5 separate regions of the Mus musculus genome follow, and regions 2, 3, 4 and 5 are each linked to region 1. Evidence: chromatin loops called from intact Hi-C (ENCODE). Cell type or tissue: left cerebral cortex. All regions are shown on one strand. Region 1 holds the start of Gpaa1 (GPI anchor attachment protein 1). Region 2 overlaps Parp10 (poly (ADP-ribose) polymerase family, member 10). Region 3 holds the start of Grina (glutamate receptor, ionotropic, N-methyl D-aspartate-associated protein 1 (glutamate binding)). Region 4 holds the start of Scrib (scribbled planar cell polarity). Region 5 overlaps Plec (plectin).

Region 1 (5,000 bases):
AGGCATCAGTCTTTTCTCGTCGTTCTAGCTCTCTACCCACCTGCGTTACACTCCCGAGAACCTTTAGGCAGGCACACTGTCGCTGCTCTGTCGTGAGATCCGCCAGCGTCCCGCCTTCCAGCTGCTCGCCCGCAGCTTCACAGCCCCAGGTTCCAGTTCCGCCCACTGGCCATGACTGCATCCCGTACTTCTCCAGCCTACCTCAGTTTTGAGCACGCGCAGAGCTGGCGACCTCAGTTGTGAGCATGCGCACAATCTGGTTTCCCAACTCCGTCTGCCGCTACCAAGAGTAGTGGCGCGATGGATCCTGGGACCGGAAATTAAGGCAGCACCGGGCGCCGGGTCCGACAGGAACCCTGCTCTTGGAGGTGTCAAGCTGCCGCGAGAGCAGAGCCCCGCGCCCCGCCATGGGTCTCCTGTCGGACCCGGTGCGCCGGCGCGCGCTCGCCCGCATCGTCTTGCGCCTTAACACACCTCTCTGGTGAGGGCGGGCACAGGGGGCGGGACTGGCGGGAACTTGAGCTGCTGTGGCTCCACACGCGCCTACTGCTCCAGGGTCTGCGACCTCTTTGCAAGTGTCACTCAGACACTGAGCTTAGAGCTCTGGTCCCTATCCATCGCTGATCTAGGGTCTTAGATCTTTTTTCCTTTCCGGAGGCAGGATTTCTCTGTGCAGCCCTGGTTGTCCTGGAACTTATTCTGTAGACCAGACTAGCCTCGAACTCAGATCCGCCTGTACCTGCCTCTGCCCCCTGAATGCTGGGATTAACAGCGTGTGCTGCCACTGCCCGGCTTTGGCTCCGGGTTCTTAATGGCTTGGACCATCCCGCTGGACCCTCTGGGTCATGGTGGAAGCCACGAGCTAGCGTTCCAGGTCGGGCTAATTCCGAGCCCACTCTGTACTCTCTCGCAGTGTGCTGAGCTACGTGGCCGGGATCGCCTGGTTTCTGGCGCTGGCTTTTCCGCCGTTAACCCAGCGCACTTACATGTCTGAGAATGCCATGGGCTCCACCATGGTGGAGGAACAGTTTGTAGGTGGAGACCGCGCTCGGAGCTTTGCCCGGGACTTCGCTGCCCACCGCAAGAAGCCGGGGTGAGTGCCTAGCAGCGGGCTGGGGATTTCAGGGGCGGCCGAGACCAGGGAGCTCTACTTAGAGGCTATCTTTTGTGTCTCCAGGGCTCTGCCAGTAGCCTGGCTGGAACGGTCCATGCGATCCGTAGGGCTGGAGGTCTACACCCAGAGCTTCTCCCGCAAACTACCCTTCCCGGATGAGACCCACGAGCGCTATGTATTGAGGGAAAGGGGTGTGCCTGGGAGAAAAGCACATTGGAAGGGTGGCCTGGGTTGGGTGTCTTGTTGAAGTGCCCTGAAACCAAGAAACTCTGGGAGGGATGGTCTGAAGAACTTTAGTGGTGGGCATTGAAGTGCCAGGAAAAAAGACAGGCTTCAGGCTGTCCGCTGGAGGGTCTGCTGAGGCTTTCCCATCAACTCTTTGTGCAGATGGTGTCAGGTACCAACGTGTATGGCATCCTGCGGGCCCCACGTTCTGCCAGTACCGAGTCCCTGGTGCTTACTGTACCCTGTGGTCCAGATGCCACCAATAGCCAGGCTGTGGGGTTGTTGTTGGCACTTGCTGCCCATTTCCGAGGTGAGGCTCTGGGGCTCTGGTCCGGGAGGATTTGACCAATGCCCCAGGCCCTTTGCTGACCCTGCCTTTGGCTTCCAGGGCAGATTTACTGGGCCAAAGATATCATTTTCCTGGTAACAGACCATGATCTTCTGGGCACCGAGGCTTGGCTCGAAGCCTACCATGACATTAATGTTACAGGTAGGTGTAGCCCTAGTCTTGCTCCCCATCTCTTTCAAAGTAAACCGCGGTCCCTTGTGCCCCCTCTAGTGCTCACTGCTTGCTCCTACAGGCATACAGTCATCTCCCCTGCAGGGCAGGGCTGGAGCCATCCAGGCTGCTGTAGCTCTGGAGCTGAGCAGCGACGTGGTCACCAGCCTCGATGTGACAGTGGAGGGACTCAACGGTCAGCTGCCCAACCTTGATCTGCTCAACCTCTTCCAGACCTTCTGCCAGAAAGGGGGGCTGTTGTGTACACTCCAGGGCAAGGTGGGACCACCCGCTTGGGAGCCTGGGGCTCGTGAGAAGGGGTGAGTCTGTCTGATCCTGTCCCCATGCCTCCAAAGCTGCAGCCCCAGGACTGGACGTCACTCGAAGGGCCGTTGCAGGGTTTGCAGACACTGCTACTCATGGTGCTGCGGCAGGCCTCTGGCCGGCCCCACGGCCCCCACGGCCTTTTTCTGCGCTACGGAGTGGAGGCACTAACCCTACGCGGCATCAATAGCTTCCGCCAATACAAGTATGATTTGGCGACAGTGGGCAAGTAAGTTCTCTGGACCCCTTTCCGTGTTCAAGGTCATGTCTAGCTGGGGTGAGAGGGTGGCTGGCCCTGACCTGACTGTGCTCCTGGCAGGGCTCTGGAGGGCATGTTCCGCAAGCTCAACCACCTCCTGGAGCGCCTGCACCAGTCATTCTTCTTCTACCTGCTGCCGGCCCTCTCCCGCTTTGTCTCCATCGGACTCTACATGCCCGCCACGGGCTTCCTGCTCCTAGTCCTTGGACTCAAGATATCCTCCACCCTCGTGCTCGCTACTCACTTGTGGCCAAACTCACTCAGATCCCTTTAACTATAAAGGGGGGATAGTCCTTCATCCTACATATGGTAGGGATAGGGAAGTGAGCCTAAGATCTCCCACCTAGCAAATCACATCCAATGGCTTGTCTGGGTCCTTGACTTGCTCTATGCTCTGGAGCTGTGGATGCAGTTACACCAGGCTGGAGTCAACCCGGAGGAGGCTGGGAAGGCCCCTAGTCCCGGGACTCCACTCTTGCCAACACAGGTGATGCTATACTCTACTGCTCTTAGGATGGGGGTTTTAACATACCCAGCAGTGCTTTGGTATGCGTCCTTGGGGGTTCTCCTATTCCTCTGGCCTAACTCCAAGTACCCATGTGTCCTGCAGGGTGTGGGCCTGGCCTCACTTACGGCACCCCTGCTGATCTCTCAGGCCATGGGTCTGGCCCTCTATTTCCTGCCTGTGCTGGGCCAACATTTAGCTACTCAGCATTTCCCAGTGGCCGAAGCCGAGGCTGTTGTGTTGACGCTGCTCGCGATTTATGTAGCCGGCCTGGCCCTTCCACACAACACCCACCGGTGAGCAGCTGGGCCGGACAGCTGGAGCTGGGTCCCTGAATACTCAAACGGATTCCCAACTACCCTTGAGTTTCTTTCCTTGTAGAGTGGTCAACTCACAGGTCCCAGACAGGGGCTGGATGGCACTGAAACTAGTGGCCCTCATCTACCTGGCACTGCAGCTGGGTTGCATTGCTCTCCTCAATTTCTCCCTGGGCTTCCTGCTGGCTGCCACCATGGTCCCTGCTGCTGCACTCGCCAAGCCCCATGGGCCCCGGTACGTGCTGGTCAGCCTCTTCTCCACCGGTACCTTTGCCCCTTACCGGATGGCTAGCCCTCATTTATTCACTTGCTGGCATCCTCCATGGTGCGTACTTAAATGTTGCCCTTCTCCCCAGGACACTGTATGCTGCCCTGCTGGTAGTGACCAGCCCAGCAGTCACACTCTTCGGTAGCCTGTTCCTGTGGCGGGAGCTGCTGGAGGTACCGCTGTCTCTGGCAGAGGGTTGGCAGCTCTTCCTCACAGCATTGGCCCAGGGTGTGCTGGAACACTACACCTATGGCGCCCTCCTCTTCCCAATACTGGCCTTGGGTCTGTATCCTTGCTGGCTGCTTTTCTGGAATGTCCTCTTCTGGAAGTGAGGTGTCTGGGAAGGGGTCCCCCAAGCCTCCGTTCTACCTCCTCCCTGGGAAATAAACAAGTGCTGTGTTTCTGTACCTTGGGATCCTGGCCCGCTGTCTTCTCAGAGCCTCTGGCAACTGGCCAGGCGTCCTGTTCGCCCCTTTAGAGGAGCCACCCTGGTCGTGTTCTTGGGTGTTTCTCTCCTGATGGCAGAAGTGGGAGCCCAGCTCCATCAACTTCTGGAGGGGAGCCTCAGTTGGACACTGAAGGGGCAAGGGTAAACCCACCGCCAGCAATCCGTGCAGTCCTGCAGGTGGCCTGCAGGTAGGCAGCCCACGTACCTATGCAGTGCTGTCTAGTGCTGTGCTAGAAGCGATTCTGGGGCATGAGATAATCCATAGCCAGGGTTTGAGGGCCTGACAGCTGTGGTAACCAGAGACCTCACAGCACCATCTTAGTTCTGAGCTGAAAGGATAAAGGAGTGGGAGTCTCAGGAGGTTCAGGGTCTGGGCTGTGCTTCTAGCCAAGGCTTTTTGGAGTAGAAGAAGCGTGAGGCGCCACCTAAAGTAGCACAAGCCAAGGTGAGGTGCCCACCAGAGGCAGAACTCGGCACAGTAGGGAAGGTGGTCCTCAGGTCTAGCCAGGACCCAGAAGCAATAGACTAGGAAAAAGAGGACAGTCCGAAGCAGGACAACACCGACGGAAGCGGGTGGTTGTGACAGGATCCCCAGAAGAAACTACGGTACCTTTTGTGGAAGAAGGAAAGAAGTATGTTCTTTCTGACGTGTTAGGACCATGTCAGTAACTTTGGTGGTTAGTCTGGAGACACATCATGGGATGGCCACAAGACCTTGACCTAAGACACTTTAAAAGTGAAAAGAACCAGGTCTAGAGGTGTCTTTACACTGCCCAGTAGTGGCTTCAGTGTTTGGAAGGGAGCCTTCTGCCCAAGGAAACTATAAAATCCATTAGACCCACTCAGGGCCAGGAGACCCTCCTTCTGGGACACCTCTCTGATGGTTCCAGCCTTCCCGTGAGTTGGTGCCTCCTGGCCCTTGGAAGGTACATGTGGTTTCAAAGAATTTCACTCTGAGCCAGAGTGATGGCCCCATAGGTAAGAGCATCTGCTCTCCAGTGTGACGGCCTATCTCACGTGACGTAAAGAGGGCAAACTTCC
Region 2 (5,000 bases), 95 kb before region 1:
AGAAGGCACTAAATCCCCCACTCTTCTTTCATCCAGTGTTGCTTATTATTTTGTTGTTGCTTTCTGAGATATAATCTCATGTACCTCAGGGTATCCTTGATCTCAGTATGGAGCTGAGGATAACCTCACAGCATCCTCACGGCTGGGATGCTGTGCCACCGTACCCTGCTGTTCACGGCTGGGAACTGAACCCAGGGCTCTCGGAATGCTTGGAAGCCCTGCGCCAGCTGAGCCACACCCTTAGTCTACCACACTGGCTTGTAAGGGGTTTGGTTTTACCTGTCTGTTTACTTTGCTTTCCCCTCTTTAAGATTTTTGTCGTTTTAATTTCTGGATGTGTGTATGTGTAGGTACACTCAGGGGCCACAAGTGGGCATCGGCGGCTTCCTGGAGTTGGCGTGACAGGCAGCTGTGAAGGGCCTAACAGGGCAGGTATTTGGCAAACTCTAGTACTCTTGAGAGTGAAGCAGGCTCTCCAGACCACTGAGTCACCTCTCCAGGCTCACCACAGCTTTGTTTTATTTTACTTTAAAAAGATAAGAGGGTTTTTGTTTGTTTGTTTGTTTTTGTTTTTAGGGGCTGGAGAGATGGCTCTGGAGTCAAAAAGCACTGGCTGGTCTTTGAGAGGTCATGGATTCAATTCCCAGGACCCATGTGATGCTCTCTTCTGGCACCATATCACATGGTGCACAGACATACATGCAGGCAAAACACTCATATGCATAACATACAATAAAAATTGAAAATAAGATATGCTAAAAAATATTGTTAATGTCTGTGTTTTGCCTGCATGGTTGTATACCACACACATGTCCGGTGCCTGCAGAGTTCAGAAGCAGGCATTAGGTTCCCTGGAACTGGAATTACGGATGCTTGTGAACTGTCATGTGACTGAAGAACTGAACCCATGTCTTCAGCAAGAGCAACAAATGTTCTTAGCCTCTGAGCTGTCTCTCCAGCTCCTACAGTTTTGATTGCTTCTTTGCTTTGTTTTCTTGTTTTTTTTTTTTTGTTTTTTTTTTTTTTTCCGAGACAGGGTTTCTCTGTGTGGCCCTGGAATTCACTCTGTCCTGGAGCTCACTCTGTAGACCAGGCTGGTCTCGAACTCAGAAATCCGTCTGCCTCTGCCTCCCGAGTGCTGGGATTAAAGGCCTGTGCTCCCACCACCCAGCAAGCTCCCACAGTTGTAACAAATATGGTTACATTTACCTGGTTGTGATGCAAGGGTAGTATCTTTTTTTCTTTATCCTTATCAACATAGAGCCAAAGCATGAAAACTATAAAGTGAAGTTGGTTTATGCACCTTAACTACATAGGGTATACACAGTAAATGTCCAAATTATGACATGGTAGGAGGAAGAGATGATAGAAAAAGAAAGAAGCCGGGCATTTGTGGCACAAGCCTTTAATCCCAGCACTCGGGAGGCAGAGGCAGGTGGATTTCTGAGTTCGAGACCAGTCTGGTCTACAGAGTGAGTTCCAGGACAGCCAGGGCTACACAGAGAAACCCTGTCTCGAAAAAAAAAAAACAAAAAGAAAGAAAGAAAGAAAGAAAGAAAGAAAGAAAGAAAGAAAGAAAGAAAGAAAGAAAGAAAGAAAGAGAAAGCCCATTCTATTCCTCTGTGTATATCTAGACAAGGAAAAAGAAAGTCTCTAAAGTAGTAACAGGAAAAACCCACAAATGTGCCATCTTAAGTGATAGAGATACTGTCTAGAAGACTTGAGTGCACAAACATTACTAAGAAAACCAGCTGTGACCAGAGGGATGGCAGCCCCTGTGGCTGTGACACTGATAGTCATAGGTCATAGCTGTTGTGAGGGCCCACTTGTGACCTGCCTAACCTCCAGGGAAGACTGGAAGTCCTGAGTTTCCAGCCATCTCTGTGTGGAGACTGAGGCTGCCAGCCCCACCCACAATTTTTAGCATCAAGCGCGGAGAGCACCTTGCCCAGTCTTACCACACAGTGACAACTCCCCTGTCCTTTTTTTTTTTTTTTTTTTAATGTGTATGAGTACACTGGAGGGCATTGGATCCCATTGCAGATGGTTGTGAGGCACCATGTGGATGCTGGGAATTGAACTCTGGAAAACCAGTCAGTGCTCTTAACCGCTGAGTCATCTCTCCAGCCCTCCCTTGTACTTCCTACCCATTTAAGGTCATCCCTCTTTAGCCTCATCTATGAGTGCAACCAGTCTTCTGGGTGAAAAGGCTGTCGGCCATCATGTTTTCTCTTCTACCTGACTGTCCACATCCTTCCAGGGATGTCTCTGTGGTCACTCCCTGCATGCTCTTTGTTCCCTTGTCACAGGTAGCAGACTAGCCTGACAGTCTCTCTCTTCTTCCCAGTCATTTATTTATTATTTATTTAATTGTGTATTTTGAGACAGAATCTCACTATATAACTCTGGCTGGACTGGAATTCACTATGCAGACCAGGCTAGCCTCAAACTCACAGATCTACCTGCCTCTGCTCTTCTTTTCTCACCTGCCTGGAATGCTGGGGAGGGCGTCCTAAGGCTCCCCACTCCTTGGTACTAGCTTGTTTCTTGTCCATGTTCATCGTTGCCAAATTTAGCAAGAATACAGGAGGAGTAGCCACTATGAATATATACAATACATATATGTATGCATATTTTTCTCCCTTAGCTACATACCACACACACACACACACACACACACACACACACACACACACACACACACACACACACACACACACACACACACACGGGTATTATTTTATTTACAAGGAGAGAAGGTGGGGCTAGCCCTTTGCCAGAACTGGCCTGGGTTGGAAACAGAAAGCCCCTCCTCCACCCGCCATACACACAAGAACAAGAAGAGTAATCCTCACATTGGCCACCAGATGGCACCAACTGTGGCACAGACAGTTCTACAGTCCCCAGTAGAGAGCCTCACTCAGACAGGCCTGTCAGATCCCTAATCCCTATATCCTTCTGTTTATCTTCCTCAGATTCGAAATGTTCTCTGGGCAAAGAAGGGGTGCTCACCCACTGTAGGGAGCAGAGGAACCCTGAGCGAACGAAGCCCTGAATAAATGTATGTTGACGTGAGCGAGCCATGCCAAGGATTCTAGAACCTTGCAAAGCCTCCTGCCCGTAAACATTCAGAGGCATGGCAAAGCCTTCCTCTTGTCCAATTATGGATATTGATGGTGTGTGCAGAAAAATGTCCCCCATAGCTTTCTCTGCTAGAATATTTACTGCCCAAAGACTACTCCCAACAGAGATTTGCTAAACCTGCCTTCCCAATCCACAAATCCGTGTTTATCTGTATATAATAACCCTGCCTCCTTGTGCAGCTGCATGCAATAACCCCACTTCCTGGTCCACTCCATATGATAACGACACTCAACTCTGAGGTGCTGAAGTTTCTCCATCTAAGAGCCCAGACCTCATCCCAGCATCCTGTGCAACCCTGTGTTTGTCTTTTCTTCACTCCCTCAATGCCCCCGGTCATGTCCACGGCCCTAGAGCCAGGCATGGATATGGAGATCCATTCTATCCACTTTCGAAGATCCACTTTAAGCAGCTTTTGGTCAACCAACACTAATATAAAGAAGAGTTCTGTACACCAGGCACAAGGCCAGCAACACAGGACATGAACTCACTCGAACAATGCGGATCCTGCCGTGGACAGCATCCAGGGTGCTATAAAAGGCCCGCACCACATCTTGGAACTCCTGGGAATTCTCTTCCAGGGCCTCCAGTCTGCCCAAGGGTTCCTTCAGCCCCTGCTCAGACACTGACACACAGGAAGAAAGGACAGTGGGGGCCATGTCTCAAGCACTAGCTTAAAAGCTAACCCATTCCACCCCCACCACCCTCAAGTCCAAGGTACAGACTCACAGTTGGGTTTTGAAGCCTCCAAAGGAAAGGTCAAATTCTGGTCCCAGGGGTCAACAAGCAGAGCAGCTAAGTGGCGAGCCGCGCGGGCAGGCTGGACCCCAAAGCCACGGAGGACAACTCGGTCGCCACGGAGGGTAGCACTCACATCATGACACCTTTCCAGACGAGCCCCCAGCTCCGGGGGTAGCATGCGCCCTTGGAGACTCACTGTCTCCTCCCGAAGGTGTGCCTCCAAGGCATTGGATAAGGCCTGGTTCAATTCATCCACATCCTGCTCAAAGGATGTGTGCACCACCAGCTGGGCCTCGCCCCCAGTGTCCTCATCCAGGGCCTCTTCTGCTTCTAACAGGGAAAGGGCCATGGCTCGCCTTAGTGCATTAGCCTCCTGCTGATCTGCCACCTGGCTTTGAGACTCCAAGGACCGGTGGATAGCCAGTTGAAGTGTGGCTTCTTCTTCTAACTGCCCACGTGCCCCGGTGCTAAGGGCCACAGGCTCCTCCTCAGCCTCAAGTGTGGGGATTTCCTCCTGCTGCTCTACAACAGTCTCTCCTGGTCCTCCAGGTTTCTCCTTCTCCATCTCCAGAGGCACCCTGTCCTCCCCTCCATGTGGGCTCTCCAGGGTAGCCAGTAGCTCTCGGACGTCCTCTAAAGACAAAGGGAGGCCACTGGGTCAAAGGCTGGGCCCAGCCAGGAAGCTGATGATAAACAATAGGGTGAATTGGAATAGATATAAAAAGATGGAGATCATATCCGTGGGTACAAGGTAGGCCAAAAGGGCGTCACTGAACAAGTGATAGGGCAGGGCAGGGCAGGGAGGGGATTGTTAAGAAAAGACCGCAGGACGTACTCGGGCTCCCTAGGAGTCCTACCCAGTCTCAAGCTCTCCTGATCGATGCCTGTAATGTGGCCATGGAGGACTTGGAGGGCCTCAGTGGGATCTGTCTGTGGGAAGAGGATGTCAGGGTCACAGCAGAGGAGGAGACATCTAGGTCTGGCACGTGAAAAAAAAAAAAAGGACAAAGGTAGAACTCCATCTTACCCTTTCAGGGTCTATGTCCAGGGTGGCGCTGGCCAGATGTTCTGTCCCGAAGACACACTGGAACTGAGCCTCCAGTCTGTGAAGAAGGTGC
Region 3 (5,000 bases), 85 kb before region 1:
TCCCCTTCCCTTCTCCCCGCCCCACCCCCCAGAAGTGAAGCAGGGAGTTGGCCTCACCCTCTATGTCCTGACAAGATTATTTTGAGGATCTGAGGTTAAGTGACAAGAGTATGGAGAGAATGGGACAATTAAACGATTAAGTCTCTTGATCTGGACTAGGTGTGGATAAAATGAATGTTGTGGCTTTTGTTGTTGTTTGTCAGGACAGGGTCTCACTATGCAGTGCTGGCTTGGCTGTCCTGGAACTCGCTCTGTAGATCAGGCTGGCCTCAAACTCAAGAGATCCACCCGCCTCTGCCTCAAGGCATGTGCCACTACCACCCAGCTGTGAATGCTGTGTCTTAAAGCAAGCAAGTGTCTGGGTGTCGTGGTTCGTGTTGTAAGTGTAGTTGGAAAGCTAAGGCAGGAGGACTGCCCCATGTCTGAGGTAAGCCTGTGTTGCATAGTGAGTTCCAAGCCAGCTGTGGTTACTGACTGAGACCTTGTCTCAAAATGAAAGGCCAAGAAGGACTCTCCAAGAGTCCTTGGAGGCTTCAGTAAATCCTGGATTTAGGAATCGATATTGAATTCATCAATAGAGAGCTACATAAGCTAAAGAGAGTCTTGCCTCCCGAAGTCGTTAGCACCCACGCCAGAACCCAACCATCTCTGATCAGAAAGCGCAGGGCTTCAGGACTCTGACTTAGGACGCCTACAGACAATAGCAGACTGCCTAGGCAAGCTGGACCAAGCAGTTTCTGTAGGCTCAGAAGCTCCGGGACAGGTGACAACATTCGCCTTACATCAAGGCCCCGCCCCGCCCCGCCCCGCCCAAGACCCCACCCCACCACAAGGCCCCGCCCCATCACAAGGCCCCGCCCCATCATAAGGCCCGCCCAGTCACAAGGCTCTTCTGCGTCTCCCCAGCGGCAGGCGCAGGCCCAAGCAATCCGGCCGCCCAGCGGGTGCAGGTGCGGACGCACCGGCCATCACCGCGCGCGGCTGCGCAGCGGGCACCGTAAGCACCGGTCTCTGGCTCCCGGGAGCGGTGAGTCCCCCCCGACCAATCCCAAGAGTGTACCGCCGCCGTAGCCCCCCTGTCAGTCGGCCGTCCCTTCCCTGTGTTACTGAGCGCGACCGCCTCGGGTCAGTTGGTTCGGTCAGGACTCGCGGCCCGCTCACCCAGACTGGTGGCATCATTGGGGGTGGGGAGCTCTGGCGGCCCTGAGCAAGAGGGAGAGGGCGGCGCTCTGTAGCGGCCCAGACCCGAAGCCCAGCGACCCCCAACCCGACAAGACGACCAATCCACCCTCGGGGCGCATTCTGTGGCCACCGCCCCCTCCTCCGTCGTCCCCATCCCTGCTTTGTTCCCTTGAACGCCCTCTGGTCGCTTCCATCCCCCACACACCCCCGCACCCCTCTGTTCCTGGCGTACCCTACTAGCAGACACCTTAGCAGCCAATACAGGCCTGCATTCAGTACCCGGAGCTAGGGACATTCAGCCCTGTGCTTAAGAGGAGGGTCAGGGTTCCCGCTGGTCACAGATGGCCTGGGGATTTCCTCGGATAGAAATAGCCGCTAGCGCTGGCCCCTTCAAGCTGCTTAATAGGAGGGATAGGACGGGGAGAGCCAGGGCACACCCCCACACCTCTTTAGCCACTGCGCTGTGCCTCTAGACTCTTCGTTGCTGAGCTCTGACCCGAAAGACCCGCAGCGGTGAGAAGGCATCTCCCAAGCTCCAAGCTGAGGCTGACAGCCATCACTCTTCCTCCCATCCCCCACCCCAGGTCGAGCTAGAGGAGCCCCTTCCAAGGGGTCCACATCGGTCTCCCGTGCCCCACCCAACGCCTCCTTGTTCTGTGACTCCCTACAGCCCTGTACAAAGGTCATGGCCAGTTGTTTTTGTTGTTGTTGTTGTTTTCTTCCTTGGTCCGCAGCAGGTATGGCTGTCACTGGTTTCAGTCTCTCAGAGCTAACTGTTCTCTCTTTCTCCTCTAGGGGCAGCCACAGAACCCGAGGCCATGTCCCATGAAAAGAGTTTCTTGGTGTCTGGGGACAGTTATCCTCCCCAAAACATTGTGGGGCCCCAAGCCCCTATGCCTCCCTATGTTCAGGCTCCCTACCCTGGGGCCCCATACCCACAGGCCCCTTTCCAGCCCTCTCCCTATGGTCAGCCAGGATATCCCCATGGTCCCAGCCCCTATCCACAGGGTGGTTACCCTCAAGGGCCCTACCCTCAAGGAGGCTACCCACAGGGGCCATACCCACAGAGCCCCTTCCCGCCCAACCCCTATGGACAGCCACCACCCTTCCAGGACCCTGGCTGTAAGTGTAGGGAAGGGTAAGGGGCAGGGGCAGGGATTCAAGTGCCCTCAGGGGACACTGACCCAGCCTCTATGTCCCCAGCACCTCAGCATGGGAACTACCAGGAGGAAGGGCCTCCATCCTACTATGACAACCAGGACTTCCCTGCTGTCAACTGGGACAAGAACATTCGCCAGGCCTTTATCAGAAAGGTTGGGCCTGGCATATGTGTGGTGTGGGAGGAGCCACAAGGAGGCCGCCAAGGCGGGGCTCTGATTGGCTCCTTCCCCAGGTGTTCCTGGTGCTGACCCTGCAGCTGTCGGTGACCCTGTCCACTGTGGCCATTTTCACTTTTGTTGGGGAGGTGAAGGGCTTTGTCCGGGAGAATGTCTGGACCTACTATGTCTCCTACGCCATCTTCTTCATCTCCCTCATTGTTCTCAGCTGTTGTGGGGACTTCCGGCGAAAGCATCCCTGGAACCTTGTTGCTCTGGTAACTCTCAATCCCTGAGCCCAGTTCACCTAGGCCTGTGGGACAGGACAGGGAGGTTGGACAGGGTTGGACCAAGAGCAGCTCCCCACACCCAAGGCCCCCCCTGTGATCCTCTTCCGCAGTCGATCCTGACCGTCAGCTTGTCCTACATGGTGGGCATGATAGCCAGCTTTTACAACACGGAGGCAGTCATCATGGCCGTGGGCATCACCACAGCTGTCTGCTTCACGGTGGTCATCTTCTCCATGCAGGTGAGGGGGACCTAAGACAGGACGGTTGCCCCAGAGCCCTCAACACCCACAGTCTCACCTCTCTCCTTCCCTCCCAGACCCGCTATGACTTCACCTCGTGCATGGGCGTGCTCCTGGTGAGTGTTGTGGTGCTCTTCATCTTCGCCATCCTCTGCATCTTCATCCGGAACCGCATCCTGGAGATTGTATACGCCTCGCTGGGCGCTCTGCTCTTCACCTGCGTGAGTGAGGGTGTTGGGAAGGCCTTTCCTGGGATGCCGGCCGGGATGAGTGAATAAGCTGTCGAATACCGACCAACTGTGTCTTTACCCGCTAGTTCCTGGCAGTGGACACCCAGCTACTCCTGGGGAACAAGCAGCTGTCCCTGAGCCCAGAAGAATATGTGTTTGCGGCCCTGAACCTGTACACGGACATCATCAACATCTTCCTATATATTCTCACCATCATTGGCCGTGCCAAGGAGTAGAACAAGCCCCAGCTCAGGTGGCATGGTTGGCTCAGACCCATGCCCCTGGCATGACAATGCCATCTGTGCTTCCCTCTCTCTGGTCCCCAGGCCTGGCCTGGTGCAGAGGGAGTCCCTCTCGCCCTCTTGTATGTACACTGCAAATACTTAACGTCTGGACCCTCTATGGCCACAGCATGGCCCCCTTTATCCCTTTTGCCCTTGCCAAGGGGCGACAGGGCTGCATTTCTGTGCCACCTTCTGTCCACTCACTGTTGCATGAGCCCTGTCTGCCAGCCCCATCCCAGGGTCAGGGACCAACACCAGGTCTCAGGGGAGAAGGATCATACCAAGAGGTGAGGGTGCACGTCTTCCCTTCTGTCCCGGCTCCCCTGGCATAGAGTACCCGTGTCCCCTCCCCACCCTGCCTTCTGAGGGGCACGCAGGGCGGGGTCTCATTCTTGCGCTGGGCCCCAAGAGCAGAGAGGATGTCATGTTTCAAGGGAGGAGGCTCTCTCGTGCTGCCATTGTTAAAATGCCAATAAAAGGGTACCTTCTGCTTTCTGCTTCTCCTTGTCTCTCTTCACTGCCACTTCCTCCAGGAGGCATGGAGGGGCTTCAGCACCCCCTGCCCTGGCTGATGGTTAGTTCTGGACAGGCACTGACGACAGCGGTTAATGACAGTTAGCTAATCCAGTGTGTGCGCTGCTTCTTTTCTTGCTGTCTTTCTGGCTGCATTTTAAGGTGTGCACCGAGATCTGAACTGATGAACAGGACTCCTGAGGCACGGGCATAGTGCCAGGTCACACAGTGTGGAGTAGACTGTGTATATCTCTACGCTCTGAGAGTAGCACAGTGCAGCAGTGGGCTCTCTATAAGGTCTCTATGTCTCTGACCAGGACCAGCAGCATGTAGGTCATTGGCACAACCCTGAAAGAGCCGAACAGAGATGGCTCTACCAGGCAGGCTCCTTGGCCTCTAACTCCCTGGCATTGCCATTTGGTGCCAGTTCCTCAGGCCTGCCTGTTCCCCCTCCTGCCTTTGCTCCGGCCACATCATCTCTGGAGCCTTCATTTATCCATCCAAGTCCCTGCACAAGTGGAGTGAGTCCTTCTGGATCTCAACACAGTTCAGTCCCCTAACCTGAAACCACAAGGTCAGAGTGGCCTTGATTCTTACAGGTCTCTTCCCTAGGACTCTGCATCTTTGGGCTGTTGCTTCCTGGCAGTATATGGGTGTATTTAATTTAATTAACTAGCATCAGTTCCTCGTGTGTACCACAAAGCCACCCAGTGACCACAGGTACCGAGCCACAAGCGTCCTCTCCCAAACCTGGGGTTTCTGCGTTATCTCCCCAGGCCAGATGCAGTCACCCCCTCCTCCATTCTGTCCCATTCCTTCCCCAGCCAGTCTTCGATTCATCAAGACTCTCGGTCTACAAACCAGACTGTTAGATGTGAGCCGTGGATCCCATGACCCACCTACCTAAGACCCATCTACCTGGTACCCTCAGGATGAAGCCATATTC
Region 4 (5,000 bases), 260 kb before region 1:
TCCGGAAGTCTGGAGAAACAAAGCAACACAGGCCTCAGATACGCATGGAAGAGCTCTAGACCCTGCCGTGGCCAAGAGCCAACCCGCACTGTGGGCTAACACTTACCTAGACAGGGGGTTCCCACTGAAGTCTGCAATCTCCAGAGCCTTACAGAACTTTATGCTCTCAGGTATCTCAGGAATATCTGTGTTTGGAGAGGGTGCCGTGAGGATGGCACGCCTCAGGAGCTCCCAGGAGCCCCTATGCTCCCCCCTATGTTCACGGAGTGCCACCCGCCCTCCCCCCCTACCGTTCCGGGACACATCTAGCTCCACCAGCTGCATGAAGTTGGCCACTTCAGGAGGCAGCCGCTGGATCTCGTTGTCACTGAGGCCCAACTTTCTCAAGTTCAACAGTCGGAAGAAGGGCTGTGGGCAGAAGATGTGATCAGGGGAACAGGCTCTATAGCCAAAGCCCTATGGGTATGGGAGAGTTTCCAAACCAGGAGGATCATGGCCACAGGGTCCTGGACCTCTTTGTATCCCAGGTCACACAAGGTTCTGCGGCTCTAGCCATGATACCCAGTGTGCTGAAAAACCAGACAAAGAAGCCTGCAAAACACACCCCTGCCCACCTGATGCCTGGTCTCCCTTGTGTCATTTGTCACATGTACCACTGCTGTTCTGCAATGATACTCTGCAACTGCTGAGGGGGACTCTCCTAAGATACTGTCAGACCTACGCTCTCATTTCTCGGTGGAAAGCCCACCTCTCACTATTACCCAGATGTCACCCAGATAACATGCCCCAGGCAAGACATCAGCAGCTCCCAAATGGATAGCCCCTGCCCTCTGCCCTATGGGTCAGTCACTCTCAGTATCCTACCTACTATCCAAACTACCTCTTCTAAAGGAGTTTGGAGCTCTTCAGGAACCCCAACAATGAACAGCAAGAGCTTAACAAAGAGAGAACAACAATAAAAACACCAGAGAGCACTGGGGTGGGTTGTGGGTGGTGCACATCTTTAGTACCCACAGAGGCAGGTGGATCTCTGAGTTCTAGGACAGCCAGAATGAATTCCAGGATAACCAGGGTTACGAAGGGGAAACCCTGTCTCAAGAAACAGAACAAAAAAAAAAAAGCAATAACAACAACAGGCACCAGAGAGAAACACAAGTGCAAAATGTCCAAGATTCACACACGGATACCATAAAGGTCTATGAAGAACACCCGCAACGCCACCAGCCGGCAAGAATATCAGACCACTGAGTCCCCTATCTCAGAAAAGTAAGTCCTACATAACCTGCCTCCTTTGGCCTTCCTTCTAGTGTGGCCTCAGAACAACAACAACAAAAAAAACCCCAAACAAACCCGACAGGAAGGAACACAGACAGTGAAAGGTGGGCTCTCCGCTGAGCGATGACAGAATAGATCTGACACTGCAAGTATCTTAGGAGAGTCCCACTCAGCACTGCAAACCTCTCCTCCCAAAACGAAGGCAGAACACAGTGCAAGAAAACCAACTTCCTACCCTTAAAGTAGCCCAACTAGCTTTAACAGTTGCTAACCCGGGTCGGTCTCGCACCCTGGACCCATCCTCCTCCTGTGCTCTCATGGGCTTCTCTGTTGGCTCCCCTTTTAGGTTCAGTATCTACTTAGTCCCCAGACAGGTTGCCACCAGGTGCCAACACCGGCGGCTGGAGGAGGGTGGGGCTGGCTGGGGCGGGGCTCTGACCAGTAGGAACCTGCAGGGCCGGCTGGAGGTTGCGGTGCCCAGCTCGGGCAGCGCCTGCTGAGATCTCGCTCCAGCCGGCTGCCCCAGAAGTCATACACCACCCCGAGAACTGAGCGCGGGGCAGCAGGTGCGGCGGCCGCTCACCTTAGGTAGCTCGCGCAGCTGGTTGGCGTCGAGGAGCAGCTCCTCGAGGCTACGACTGTAGCGGTAAATCTCCTCTGGCACAACCTGCAGCGAGCAGTGCCGCTTATCCACCGACTCCACGTGCCGGTTACAACGCCAGAGCGGGATGCACTTCAGCATGATGCGGGCGGGCAGTGAGCGCGGGCTCGGGAGGCGCTCGGCGGGCTCGGGCCGGGGGGCGGGGCTCGGCCCGCATGAGCGCCGAGCGCGGGCGGAGCGGCGCGCGCGGGGGTGGGGCGGGCAGCCGGGTCCCGGACTGTGGCCGGGGTCGGCGCTCGGCTCGGCCCGCGTTCAATACGAGCTGTAGGCTCCGACGGCGGCACACAGCTGGCAGCACGGCCTGACCCGGCAGCGCTTTCTTAGGCGCTGGGGGCGCGGCGGCGGCTCCGCATCCCGCCCGGCCTGCTCACCTAGCAGCTCATCCGCCCGCAGCACCGCAGCCGGAACCGCCGCCGCTGCCCGCGACAACCGCCCAGCCGCGCAGCCCGCCGGGAAGCCTAGGCCCGCCCTCTCTGCTCAAAACTACAGCTCCCAAAGGGCCACGCGGCGTGGCGTCTCCGACGACCCGTAGCGGTCTCGCGCGGGGCATGTCGGGATTTCCGGCCTCGCTCTGGCGTAACCCATACTAGCAGGTGTAACAACTCAGATGCCCGCCCGCCCACAAAATGCTCTCTTGGTCCTGGATCCTACAGATCTCAGGGCCAGACAGCTCTCAGAGCTATCCACGTGAGCAAGGCTGCAAGCCAGCACTCCCCACAAAGGAAGATAAAGCAAGGCCTGTCCACCCCGGTCCCTCCTGTTCACCCCTGCACAGCAGGCTGAACGCCCTCCTTGTCCCTGGTGCCTTGGAACCCTGATAAGACATTCCACACACAACCAGCTTGGGTCACAGGACCAATTTCAGACACAGGGACTTCAGGGCCAGTGGTATCTGCATCTTTATGTACACTACAGGGTGGGTTGGGCAGAGTGCCTGGTCCCAGGGACACACCACGGTTAACACTTTACAAAACCCAAAGGAAGGAAGGGGCAAGTGCAAGTCCAGGAAATGAGGCCAAAGTCACGCGGAGAGGTCGCTGTTATCAAAACGCTCCTGGTCATACACTTCAGCCACCACCTTGCGACCACCAAACCAGCGCCCATTGAGGGCCTGGATGGCCTTGTGAGTCTCTGAGGCCATGGAGAATTCCACAAAAATCTTGACGATGATTTCTGCATCTTCCTCTTCGCCCTGTTTTTCTTGATAGATAATGACCCGGTTCACAGCACCAAATTTGCCACACTCCTCTGTCACCTCTCCCTCCAGGTCGTCATCGATGTCCTTGGGGTCCACCATGTTTCGGAGAACCATCACTGTAGACTGTAGGAAAGACAATTGACTGCTGTGACTGTGGGAAAGACACCTGAATGCTGCGACCTATCACCCACTACTTCACATTCATACCGCCGAGAGCGGGCCTGGCACGAGCCCACCTACTTACCTCCTGTTTTCTGAGTAGCTTTTGCATGACCATGTGGCGAGCACTGCTGCCCGAGATGCTCATGTGCTCCTGCTCACTCAACATCTCTGGCCGTTCTGACTCAGGAAACAGCTCCTCCTCTTCCTTCTCCTTCTTGGGCTCCAACAGACCCAACGTTGGCGGGCTGGCGAGAATGGGGTTCACTACTCCCACAGAGGGGATGGTGACCGGAATAGGAGGGCGGGCTGGTGTCACACCTGCAGCAAAACCAACCGAGTTTAATAGCCACACATACACTCTCCTGTTTGGGAAAGAGTAAAGAGATGGTTGGCGATAGCCAGCCTGTCCTGGATTCAAGGGATTACACCGAAGTAAGTATGGGTTGGGAAGCTGAAGACAGACCCTAGAGGAGAGGGGAAAGGAATGGAAGAGAACCTGATCAACTCAGACTCACCTGTGATGACTCCAGGGGCCTGGGCAGCCATGACAGCCTGGGGTAGGGCCCCTAAGGGCTGGGCCAGTGTCAGTGCTGGGGACACTAGTCCTGGTGTGGCTAAAGTACCCAGCACTGCTGCTCCAGCCACTGCTTCCTGCAACCAAAAGACAAGCAGAGTCAGTTTCTAGTCTGTTCTCACAGTCAGTTCTTTGTTCCCACCCAAACCATCTAAGAGCCAGTTCCCAAAGGCTGAGTGGGTCTGTCCACCCACTGTCCACACTCATCACTGCACCAGCTCTCACCTGAGCTGTAATCTTGGCCGTGGCTGCAGCTGCGGCCACAGCAGCAGCAGGCGGGAGACCTCCAGGCGTGGCAGGTGTTAGCAGGGGCATGGGGGGTGTGACGGCCTTGCCCACCCTCAAGTACTGGCCACCCAGATCAAAGAGGTTCATGGAGGACACAGCATCCTGGGACGACTGGGCCTTCTCATATTCTGCAGGGCAGGATGAGCAGTGAGAAAAGCCAGCCCCAGTAAGAGGCGGGCTCCCTCTTCTCCTTGGCCCTTCCCAAACTCACCGATAAAACCATAGCCCTTGTGCTTGCCAGTTGTGGGGTCCCGGGCCAGCGTACAAGACTTGATCTTGCCAAAGGCTTCAAATACACTCTTGATGTCATCATCAGACAGGTCTTGATGTACAGAGGCCACATATATTCGGTTGAAAGCCCTAGCTTCCTCAGCCAGCTGATCTATGATGGGTTGGGCTTGTCCAATGTTGCTGGGTCTTCCCACCTGAAGAAGGTCAAGAAGAAACATCAGCCTAGGCCTGTGGTGACTGCTTGTATGTATGTAACTTCACGGAACAATTATTCTAGGTCCAAGACCAAACTTTTTTTCTTTTTTTGGTTTTTCAAGACAGGGTTTCTCTGTCTAGCCCTGGCTGTCCTGGAACTCACTTGTAGACCAGGCTGGCCTCAAACTCAGAAATCCGCCTGCCTCTGCCTCCCAAGTGCTGAGATTAAAGGCGTGTGCCACCACTGCCCGGCTAAGACCAAACTTTCTTGTCCTTACCTTGATGTTCCTGCCCCCAAGCATCACAGAGTTCATCTGCTCCAAAGCGAGCTGCGCAGCTTCTGGGACCTCGTACTCCACGAAGGCAAAGCCCTGAATACAGGAAGGTGTTAGAAGGCAAGGAAAGCAGACAGAGGG
Region 5 (5,000 bases), 140 kb before region 1:
TCTCCTGTCGGTGTGGTAGCTGAGACCCACCCAGTCTTTGCAGATCATACACTCAGCTTCCTCCTCTCCCCTCTGCCTCTCTGACTCCCTACCTAGAGTGCTGACACTGTTGTGGATAACCCCCAGCCACGCCCCAGCATATATGGGCACATCCAGCTGCCCTTCACAGCCCTGCAGCTCCACCTGCTCCAATCATCAGGCCATAAAGTCAGTGCCTATTCACCACAGGGCTGGTGATCCCAGCTGACACCTCCATTCAGGCTGGGCGAGGCTCTTCCCAGCCCACCAGAGGGGCACCTGTCACCAGCTTTTCTGTTCGTTACATACACACGACATGCACCCCCATGTGTCTCTCACCCTGCTGGCCTTCCATCCCATCCTCAGACACCCTCGCAGCCCATGTCCAGTCTAGTCCGTCCCTCTGTGCCTTGTTCACAGCTGCTCACCTGGGCATCCTGCAGCAGATCCTCGAGCCTGGTGACGGTGATGGTGCGGTCACAGCTGTACTTCCTGCGTAACGTCTCCTGTAGCTTCTGCAACTGTTCCTCCGCCTCCCGAACATCTGAGAAGAACTAGGATGGGAGGAGGGGTCATCTAGGGGTGGCAGAGTCCAAACCCTAGGCCAGCTGTCTGAGCAGAAGCCAGACCGGAGGGAAGAGGTAGTGGAACTCCCCCAGCCCTACCCCTAGGAGGATGGTGAACCAAGGCCGGACATCTGTCAGGTGCTATGAGGACCCTTTCAGGCACGAGAGCTGCACCAGAAGAAGAAGAGAGGCTCTGGTCCTTACCTGGAAGTAGGCTGTATTCTCTTTCAAGTGTGCTTCAATGCAGCAACACAGCTGCAGCATCCAGCTCCACTGTGTCTGCAAGGCAGCCTGGAAGGACTGTGGACAGCACGGGCCTTAGAACCCACTCCCAGCCATCAGTCCCATAGCCCTACCCCCACAGGTGCTCCTAGGGCTCCCTGCCGCTGTGCCCCCACCTCCACCGTGGGCCGGGCAGGATGGTCTTCCCGCAGCAGCCTGTCCCCTGTGTTCTGGATCTCCTTGATTTTCTTTTCCTTCATTTCCAGTTCTCGCATCAGGGCCTGACAGAAGGGAGGAGAGTCTCAGGGACAGTCTCAGGGACACTGCCCATGCCGTCCAAGTCCCAGGCCCATCTTCTCAGAGCCCTGGGGCTGAACTCAAGGGACTCCCAGCCTTGGGGAACAGTATGGGTGGGTGTGAGTGGGAAGGGAGAGGGAGGACATCCTAAGGAGGAAACGCTGCCTTACCGAGTAACTTTCTTTCTTGGCTGCCATGTTGGTATTGCGGTCACTCCAATCAAAGCCCACTTCCTCCTCTTCTTTCTCATTCAGCCACATCAGCTCCTTGGTAGCTGCCGCCACAAACCCGTGCAAGCTCTCCAGGGACCGGAGGCGGGCCTTGGAGGAGTTCTTTAAGGAGGAAAGAATTAGTCAGTGACTGCGGCTGCCTACCCCTCCCAGCCCCTCCTAGCCGCTTGCAGTCCCCACTCACCAGCAGCTTTGCATACTGCAGGTCTAGGCGACCTAGGCAGTCCCGGTAGGCACCCCGGGTGGCAGGGGAGAGCTGGCTCTGCAGGAGAGATCAGTGGGTAGTCAGGTCTGCAGTGGCCTGGGCCTAGCGCACAGCCACTGCCTCCCTCAGGCATACCGCTTACCTCATCATTCCGAGCCCGCTCGATCTTGGCCCGAAATTCCTCTATAGACTGATGCATGCCTCGGTGGCTGCCCAGCTGGGCCTCCACACTGGGCAAGTCCACGCCCCACTCAGCACTGTCTATTCGACGCTGGTTCTCCTCTACCCAGGCCAGCAGGTCTTGCAGGTAGCGCAGTGTGGAGTCCTCTAGCTCTGGGCGCCTCTGTGTACTCTGCAGGGTCACCTGGGTCACAGGGGCACCCACTCCTGCCTTCAGCCGGAGGTTGTACTCAGTGCGGATGGCTACCAGGCGCTCATGCAGACGATACACCCTGAGGAAGCACAGGAGTTGGGAGGTCAGGCGGGTCTCAGACCTCCTAACCCAGCCTTCCCAGGTAAGGTACATACCTCCGGTACATCTGTTCACCCTGTGGATGCCGCCCATCTTTAAGGGTCTGCACATCATTGAACAACAGCCGGATCATACCATCAGCCTTGTCCAGGTCTCTCTCGACTTCCCCAGCTCGCTGAGCCACCTTGCCTGAGGCCAGCAGCCGAATATCCTGCAAGACCGTCCTGAGTGACTTGGCCTGGCTAACTCTCCTACTCACTGCCTAGGGTTCTCAACCAACGCTGCCCCTTCACCCCTTCCCCCAGCCTAAAAATCAAGGTCCCGTGTGGCTCACAGCCTTGGATTCTCATTCACTCCTTTCCCTCCCAGTGAGCCCACACATCTTCCTAGCACGCTTCTAGACTAATCTGTATCAGTTCTCCCGGGACTCAGGATCCTGTTCAAAAGATTCCCACTAGGTCCAAGGACAGAGACTGTCCCAGCTTTGTTCACAGGAGACTCTGTGCCTCAAGCTCCATCACCTACCACATAACTTCTCCCACCCAGGCTCACACAGCCCTGTGCCTTATGGACCCCAAAGCCCTCATCTAGCCATGAGGCTGGGGTCTCCCTACTCCCTACTCTCTGAGGAAGGAGGGGATGAGGGCCACGCTGGAATGAAGCAGGGAGGCAGACAGTCCTGCCTGGTGGCCAGAGGCCAGTTCTGCTCACAAAAGGAGGTCAGGGTTGGCAGCAGACCAAAAGGGCCCGGTTTTCCCGCCCTAGTGCCACACCCTGGGCCTGTAGCCCAGCAGGCCACAACCCTGGCTGCAGAGTAAGCAGCCCGATGCTCCTCCTACCTCCCTCAGGCCTGGAGGGGTGCCCACCCTACCCCTTGCCCCGCCTCTCTTCTCTCCCTCACCGACTGCAGTAGGGCGTCCGCCTGGTTCAGCTGCTCCTCACACAGCCCAGCCTCCATCTGTAGCTTGCTCACAATGCGCTGAAGACACTCCAGCCTATGGACCAGATCACGGCAGAGCCCCACAGGGAGTCACTCAGGGGCCCCCCACACTGCAGCGTCAGAGGAGCTCCCCTCTGCTCTGGCCTCTCAGCCTGCCTCGGGCGTACTGTCCCGCTGGCCCCAAACACCGAAGCTTGGTCGGGTGTGGGGGGGTTTCCTCCTCAGGCAGTGACTCACCCTAGGGTGGTTCCCCTGCCACCACAGGGCCCCACCCGCCCGCTGTCTCCCGCACCGCCTGCCACCCTCCACATGGCCCACCTCTCAAACTCGCTTCGCAGTTGCTTCTCCCGCTCCAGGATGGCCACATGCAGCTTGCCCCACTCCTTCTCCACATCTAGTGGGTGGTAGCCAGGGGGAATCTTGAGCTGGCCCGCTTGTACTGCCCCCTGTGAAGAGGGGCAAGCTCAGGCCTAAACTGGACACAGGGAATCCTGGATGCTGTGCCCCTCAGCTTCTCCACAACCTGGCATAACTTTGGCTCCTAAGCACTAGGGATAGGCAAGAGCAAGCCATACTACAGAGGCATTGAATTCTGGGGCTCAGACGTCTCGATTTATCTACCTAGGGAATACATGACCCTCATACCCCCCAGCTGTCCCCAAACCAGAAGACACCCCACTCACTCCCCTTAGAAGCACCTCACTTTACCTCCAAAGACTGGTAGATAACTTTGGACCGGTTTTTGTCTGCCTCCTTGGCAGGAAGTTCTGTCTCCTTGAACTTCAAAAACTGGCACCATAGGATCTGTAGAGGCAAGGGGTGTCAGCAGCTACACCAAGACAATCCAAGGATGCCAGCCCAAGTAGGCAGGCCTACCTCAATCTCTTCAAAGCTGGAGGGGAACTTGCGCTCCTCAAAAGCAGCGGTGTGGTGCCGGATCCATTGCAGCAGCAGCAACACAAGCTCCCGGTACTCCTGCCAACGAAGCTGCAGCTCCTAGGAGCAAAGGCCTGAGTGAGCAACCTTCAGGGTCTCGGGATCTAGTACACTATGCACCGTCAGTCAGGGACACCCGTCAAGGGCACCCGTCCACCCACTTACATTGGCCCTCACTCCGTCCTGTGCACCAGGCACGCGGGGCATAGCATCGTACAGGGATGAAACATAGGTGATGATGGACTTTTCATCAGGCTGAGGGACGTCCACATCTGCAGGGAGAGGTTGGCTCAGTGGGGTCCAGGCAGCAAGGGTGAAGATGGGGAAAGCCAGCGGATCGTACCTTCTGGGTCCAGGAGCCGTGTAACTCCCAGGTCCCGCTCTGCCACCGAGAATGCCTGGTCTAGGTTCTCCAGGTTGGTCTGTCGATACACTTTATTCATATCTATGAGCATGGGCCTGTGGACAAGTTGGGATGATAACAGAGACACCCACTGAGCAGGGCTACATAAACGTTCCTTCGTACATCCTAGCAAACAGAGCCCATACCCTCTTACTTCCCTAACATCTCCAATCCTGCCCTGAGGGAGTTGATTTTTGTTTTGGGTTGGGGGGTTGTTGTGGTTTTGAGGCAGGGTCTTCTTTGTAACCCTGGCTGACTATAACTCCTGTGTAGACTAGACTCACTGAACCACCTGCCTCTGTGTCTGCCTCTGGAGCACTAGGGTTAAAGGCACGCACTACCACACCCAGCAACGGGGGCCCACAGAGCCTATGGTGGGCATCAGCACAGGAGCAGGGCACAGGTTAGACAGCATCAGCTTGGGCTCCTATAGTCTCCCTGCCCATCAGGCTTCTTCTGAGGATCTGTGTGGGCATGACCAGGCCGGAAGGACAGAGGTGCTTCTGAAGGGCCTTGCAGGAGACAGGCAGGGCCCTGCTCTAGGCACCTCCCAGAGGAAGCTGCTGGCATTCAGTACACCCTGCGGGCATCAGGTTCCAACATCCGGATACTCCTCCTGCTCCCTCTGCCCTGACTTGTTTGGAAGTCACCGGGTTGAAGTCGCCCAACCTCCAGCCTTCCTCCATGCCACAGGAACATACTTGTGCCGGT

The links. A loop is a pair of places that touch in the nucleus more often than their neighbours do. Peaks named below come from ENCODE experiments on the same cell type or tissue, not always from the same donor. Only the 100,000 strongest peaks of a DNase experiment are listed, where the experiment ranks them.
Region 2: a loop joins it to region 1, with 3 times the contacts of the local background. A loop is called at or near these places in 34 of 42 quality-filtered maps.
Region 3: a loop joins it to region 1, with 3 times the contacts of the local background. A loop is called at or near these places in 34 of 42 quality-filtered maps.
Region 4: it touches region 1 in a loop (2.8-fold over the local background); 9 of 42 quality-filtered maps call a loop at or near these places.
Region 5: it touches region 1 in a loop (2.6-fold over the local background); 22 of 42 quality-filtered maps call a loop at or near these places.

The regions. Positions count from the first base shown.
Region 1 is chr15:76,330,983-76,335,982 of GRCm38, forward strand. Gpaa1 (GPI anchor attachment protein 1) reads left to right here and starts at 312. Exons shown (of 12, transcript NM_010331.2): 1 at 312-481; 2 at 914-1,093; 3 at 1,178-1,289; 4 at 1,502-1,649; 5 at 1,728-1,829; 6 at 1,921-2,117; 7 at 2,195-2,391; 8 at 2,482-2,635; 9 at 2,813-2,908; 10 at 3,032-3,222; 11 at 3,308-3,478; 12 at 3,600-3,917. The coding sequence starts at 408. The coding sequence ends at 3,843. It also overlaps a transcript of Oplah not described here. In left cerebral cortex, a CTCF peak has its summit at 1,904; DNase peaks (open chromatin) are centred at 242 and 1,892; H3K4me3 peaks cover 1,277 bases; H3K27ac peaks cover 543 bases.
Region 2 is chr15:76,236,417-76,241,416 of GRCm38, forward strand. Parp10 (poly (ADP-ribose) polymerase family, member 10) reads right to left here. Exons shown (of 11, transcript NM_001163575.1): 6 at 4,910-5,000; 7 at 4,740-4,812; 8 at 3,871-4,515; 9 at 3,633-3,766. Among named protein-coding and RNA genes, the nearest start is that of Parp10, 4.5 kb to the right of the region's middle. In left cerebral cortex, a CTCF peak has its summit at 2,881 (motif pointing right); a DNase peak (open chromatin) is centred at 2,869; H3K27ac peaks cover 311 bases.
Region 3 is chr15:76,245,874-76,250,873 of GRCm38, forward strand. It overlaps Grina (glutamate receptor, ionotropic, N-methyl D-aspartate-associated protein 1 (glutamate binding)), which reads left to right and starts at 934. Exons shown (of 7, transcript NM_023168.3): 1 at 934-1,027; 2 at 1,978-2,304; 3 at 2,386-2,495; 4 at 2,576-2,776; 5 at 2,899-3,027; 6 at 3,105-3,248; 7 at 3,344-4,031. The coding sequence starts at 2,001. The coding sequence ends at 3,493. It overlaps Mir6953 (microRNA 6953), which reads left to right and starts at 2,318; the gene lies at 2,318-2,385. In left cerebral cortex, a CTCF peak has its summit at 1,978; DNase peaks (open chromatin) are centred at 836, 1,330, 1,758 and 1,952; H3K4me3 peaks cover 1,746 bases; H3K27ac peaks cover 1,388 bases.
Region 4 is chr15:76,067,371-76,072,370 of GRCm38, forward strand. It overlaps Scrib (scribbled planar cell polarity), which reads right to left and starts at 2,414. Exons shown (of 36, transcript NM_001310543.1): 1 at 1,859-2,414; 2 at 291-408; 3 at 107-185; 4 at 1-9. The coding sequence starts at 2,017. It overlaps Puf60 (poly-U binding splicing factor 60), which reads right to left. Exons shown (of 12, transcript NM_028364.2): 7 at 4,863-4,955; 8 at 4,370-4,583; 9 at 4,096-4,286; 10 at 3,812-3,947; 11 at 3,379-3,614; 12 at 2,812-3,257. The coding sequence ends at 2,958. In left cerebral cortex, no CTCF peak of the experiment used is centred here; a DNase peak (open chromatin) is centred at 2,460; H3K4me3 peaks cover 1,807 bases; H3K27ac peaks cover 686 bases.
Region 5 is chr15:76,187,191-76,192,190 of GRCm38, forward strand. It overlaps Plec (plectin), which reads right to left. Exons shown (of 33, transcript NM_001163540.1): 7 at 4,991-5,000; 8 at 4,230-4,345; 9 at 4,052-4,158; 10 at 3,827-3,946; 11 at 3,659-3,754; 12 at 3,269-3,396; 13 at 2,912-3,005; 14 at 2,067-2,221; 15 at 1,681-1,990; 16 at 1,518-1,595; 17 at 1,274-1,435; 18 at 983-1,087; 19 at 789-884; 20 at 447-572. Among named protein-coding and RNA genes, the nearest start is that of Plec, 17 kb to the right of the region's middle. In left cerebral cortex, a CTCF peak has its summit at 2,741; DNase peaks (open chromatin) are centred at 1,440 and 2,844; H3K27ac peaks cover 466 bases.